Regions from separate parts of the Homo sapiens genome. Here region 1 is linked to region 2. A link is a loop called in an ENCODE intact Hi-C map of the cell type or tissue named here. Cell type or tissue: PC-3. All regions are shown on one strand.

What was found. Peaks named below come from ENCODE experiments on the same cell type or tissue, not always from the same donor. Only the 100,000 strongest peaks of a DNase experiment are listed, where the experiment ranks them.
Region 1: a loop joins it to region 2, with 13 times the contacts of the local background. A loop is called at or near these places in 2 of 110 quality-filtered maps.

The regions. Positions count from the first base shown.
Region 1 is chr18:33,595,214-33,597,713 of GRCh38, forward strand. All of the region lies in intron 1 of ASXL3 (ASXL transcriptional regulator 3), which reads left to right. Among named protein-coding and RNA genes, the nearest start is that of ASXL3, 18 kb to the left of the region's middle. In PC-3, no CTCF peak of the experiment used is centred here; no DNase peak of the experiment used is centred here; H3K27ac peaks cover 1,888 bases.
Region 2 is chr18:33,755,137-33,757,636 of GRCh38, forward strand. No RefSeq gene overlaps it. Among named protein-coding and RNA genes, the nearest start is that of ASXL3, 180 kb to the left of the region's middle. In PC-3, no CTCF peak of the experiment used is centred here; a DNase peak (open chromatin) is centred at 1,265.

The DNA.
Region 1 (2,500 bases), 160 kb before region 2:
ACTCCCATTGTTGTAAAATGTTTATTTTTTTAGATATTACTTCTGGATGGGTCAAGTGCATATTTAACAAAGAAATACACCCTGCTTCTCAGAATTTTTGTTTATTAAGAGTTTGCATTGCCAGTGATGAGGTTTTAGAAATTGCTATCTTTCTGTTAATCTAAAGGAAGGAGATAAGTTAGCATCTGACTTAAAAGCATTTATTATATATCCTGTATCTTTTTAAAATATCCTATGAAAGGAATCAACTATAGGCTCAATAATTAGTATAATGAACACATTGGTCATGAAACTTTGGTCATCTAACCAATTTAATGAAAAGGAGAGTTTATTGGAAGACTCATAAGTTAGAAGCCATTGCAGCAAAATGGGAGGTTCTAGGTAATACTTGGAAAGTAAGAATGAAAGTAACTAGGACTCTCCCATCCTCTCTCTGCAGAGTATGCTTATTTTCTGAGCCTGGCTCACATGCCTACGAACATAGCTTCCAGCAAATCTCAGGCTCTCCTCACATAGTATCATTACCAGAAAGTAATCAAGATGTGTTTTCTTGAGTTTTAGGGTTGTACATCCTGGAGAAGATTAATGATTGGCTCTCCCTGTGTCCCCAACTCCAGCCATCCCTCCTTCCCATCCTTAATAGGAAGCTCTTCAGGAGTTGTTTCTTCCTGAAGGAATATGACAGGGATATGTCAGCTTCAGGAATGTAACAGCTTCCATTCAAATCAAAATGAGAAAGGGCATTCTTTGGAAGAAGGAAGTAGGGAATAATAAACTGAGTACATCAATTCTTTCTTGTCAATTCATTGTCTTCTTTTTTTTTTCATTAGGCAAGTATTACACACCTACATGTGCTAGTTACTGGAAATATAGCAGCAAACACATATCAAGATAACAATTCCATAGAATCTGAATTATAAAACCACCACTAGAAACAGGGTAGGCAGCGGTCATTTCTATGTAGAGTAGATTAGCATTTTGAATGAATATGAAAGAAGACATATAGCTTAGTTCCTTCCTTTCATTTTAAATCTATTTCTAAGTAAATTAAATGCTTGCCACCCTCCCTTCCCCCACTGTAGTAAGCCAGAGAGTAAATGTCTCCAGCAATGGTAATGGCAAATTTTATTGTATTTCATTTTAGTGTATGTGTGTGCTTGGTAAATATTTGTTAACTGAATGGATTATTGAGGTGGTGGTGGTGGTGTCCATCTATAGTCAGGAGAAAAGAATTACTATTAACTGTGACAAAATAAACATCATTGTTATTCAACATTTAAGTAGGCAGAATCAAATAATTTCATATAACAAAGTCATTTTATACGATTATCTAAAGATATATTTTACAACTAATTTCTTCTGGCAGATACATCTGGATGCTGTGTCATTTCAGACTAGTTTGTGGGAATAACATTGAATAATTTTTCTGACTCAGATTGAATGATGAGTAATGTTTGCTTTGGAAAAATTTCAGTCTTCCTGTATTTTATTTTCTTCACTATGATTACAGTATAAGGCATGTAACTGTTTCTGTTATTGGTTGAGTATTCATATTTGTTTTGTTTTTGAGCTGACCTTCTTTCTCTCTCTGTTTCATTCATTCATTCATTTACTCATTTTGAGACAGGGTCTGGCTCTGTTACCCAGGCTGGAGTGCAGTGGCATGATCTTGGCTCACTGCAATCTCCACCTCTCAGACTCAAAAGATCCTTCCACCTTAGCCTCCTAAGTAGCTAGGACTAGCACGTGCCACCACGCTTGGCTAATTTTTTTATCTTTTTGTAGAGACCAGGGTTTCACCATGTTGACCAGGCTGATCTCGAACTCCTGAGCTCGAGCGATCTGCCCGCCTTGGCCTCCCAGTGTGCTAGGATTACAGACGTGACCCACTGCGCCTAGCCTTGAGCTGACTTTTAAATCAGCTGTTAACAACTATATAACTTATATAATACATGCATAAGTCATATAAATTACATAATATGTAGAGTCTCCAGGATTACAATTATTAACGCTAATATTTTTATATGGCGGGGATGTGGGTGGGACTTTGTGGTGTACATGTATATGTACACCACAGACACTGGAATATATGCGTCCTCTCTATGTATTGTTCTTCAACATGTTTATTTTTACTTACCACTTTCTCATGGACATCCTCCCATGTCAGTACATATTTTCTTATTTCTTACCTTATTATTTCTATTATTTTATGGTATGTATGTACCTTCATTTATTTAACCATCTCCCTCTTAGACTACGTCTCATTATTTTGGAGTCATAATCTCATATAATGCTTCATTGTACATGCAGGATAGGCTGTGAATTTTTGTAAGAAAAATACCTAAAGGTAGATGAAGTTCAGTAAGTGAGACTGCCTACCTTTTACATTGTAATAGTACTGTTAAATTATCCTCCAAGTGAGATTTTACCATTTGATACAAGGCAGTATATTGTGATGGTGAAACACTTGGACAAGGAGGCATGGATTTGAATCCCAGTT
Region 2 (2,500 bases):
AGACTCTTTTTTTCTGATAATGATCTTTTTGAGTTTTATGACCGTCCACTAGAGAAAAAAAAATCAAGCTTGTAAAGAATTAAAGTTAGTTTTATTCAGAAGTCTTACTGGGGACTGTAGACTGAGGACTATAGCCCTGGAGAGATCTTTCAGAGAGGTTCCATCAGACTATTCCAAAACTGTTTTGGCTCATTGCTTATATACAGGCAGTGAAGGTTCAGTACGTGCAAAATCATATCAAATTTTGGGTGCAAGAGTACATCTGGTTATAGACAGTAGAGGCATAATCACTGACCCTGTCAGACATTATCTTATTATAGGAAAAGGCAAGGTCTAGGGTCATTTATCCTTTAAGGAATATGGTGACTTCATTCAAGAGATGTGGGAACCGTGTGCTCTATCCAGTTTTGTCCTCAAAGCATTCTTCCAGAGAACTGCATCTTGTCACAGAGTCAGGGGCTTTGTGAAATTATGCTGGCAGGCAGAAGTGAGCAAACATGGCTTTCTATATTTACTACTTTGTCTCACAGATCTTTTACATAGTTCAGAGCTCTGTCCCCAAAGCCTTCTTTCATGAATCTAGGAATTTGTTCAGATGTTGGTAATGTTAATAATTGACGTTTTAAAAGTTAACATATTGAAACAATATTTACGGTGCCTGATGTCCTTGGTGGTCATTGACTCTTTAATACTTTTTAAAAAATATAAAACATATTCCTGTATGTAAAAGTTAACTAGTGTTACAGAGACTGTTACCGAAACCAATGCCAAAAAATGGAGTATCTTGATATAAATTGCAATGTGAGCAATTAATTTTTTTAAAAGAGAAGAAATTGCTTCTGACTATTCATATTAATAGGTTTCAAATAAGAAAACAAAGAGTTACACATGCAAGCTGCAAGTTTGGATTGAAGTCAGGGAACTTATAAATGTGTCATGCAGTACTTTTGAGAAATAAAAGCTCCCCACTCTGCTGGTGATCACAGAAGGAAAATATTTTGATCATTGCAGAAAATGAAAAAGCATACAAGAGTCATCCAGCTGATAACACCAAGATATATATAGTGCCAGAGATTAGCTTCACCTGTATCAGTATTTTTCCAAGAAATGCTCGCCTGTTTAAGTGAATCCTACCACTCTCTTAATTCCACACTGGTGACTGAGGACATAAGCGATGACTGTCACTCCATAGAGAAGCCTCGTCTGTAGCACCAAGTGGTCCACGCTGCATTGTCATCCTGCCCCAGCTGTGAGAGCATGACGTTGGGTGATTCACATTCCTGCTCCGTGTCTGACTCATCATCTTGCCCACAGGCCAAACCCATCTTTTATCACCTCTTGCTTGCAAATATTTATCTTAAAGCCATCTGGCAACCTAATGTTTTAAGTATCTTGATAAGTATTTATTTGAAGATATTGTGAAACTAAGAAATTTTAAGTTTAGATTTAGTGAGAAATTGCATTTTCCTATTTTCAAAAAGAGATATTTTAACTTCCCTTTCTACTTAAGTAAAACATGTCATCTCACTGAATATAAAAAGACCTCACTCCTTGACCTTTAATACTTGTCAAGGGATTCTAAAGATGAAGGCACTTTCAGTGCCAAAATTCATCCAACGTTCAAAAGCAAAAATTTTTTTCATCACCATCTCTATGCTAGGCCCTGAATTACAGGGAATACATGGTTTTTCTCATGACTTGATTTTTCAAGAAAATTTGAACCATAAAACATTATCATAAGGTGGAAGAAATTTATCAGAAATGCCATTCAAATGTACCTTTCTGGGCCATCCTATTTTCCAGAACAGCTTGCATATGGATGGAGAGAATAATTGAGGAATGCAAGTTCTGAAAAGATGTCTCTTTTGAAGTTATATTTAATTTCCAGACTGCTTTATCCAGGCTCAGAGTCAAAATATTTAGCAATATAGTAGAAGATGCAAAATAGTTTTCTGCATCTTCTATTGGGGAAACTATACTTTCTAATATAAAATGGAGAGAAAGAAAGAAAAACTCCTATATATGGAGAATGGTTTGTCATCAAATTTGGCTCATCTGGAGAAAACAGCACAGATGGTCTAGCTTGCTTCAGGACTGCAGTTTCGTGCCATGCATGATTCACCAGAGAAGGTAAATCAGCATCTGCTCATTTCATTTTGTGTTCACTGTTGTAGTAATAGGTAGTAATGTGCATTAACATTCTTTTGTTGCTAGACCTTAGCAAGCAAATGAGTGTTATTTTCTAGCTAAATTAGAGACTATTTTTTCTATAGTTTTACATTCAGATTAATGAAGCAATGCTGAAAAAAATAAAACCACCTTTGCCCGCTTACTAAGATTTGGGACCTCTTCACTTGGAACACCCTTTGGTCAAGACCTAAAAGTAATTTCCTTCTTTTTTTTTTTTTTTTTTTTTTTTTAAGAAAAAGACTATCAAAGTAATTTCTCAGAAAGGAAAAACTGGGCTCTGTAATCAGTTATTCTAACACATGGTTGTTTA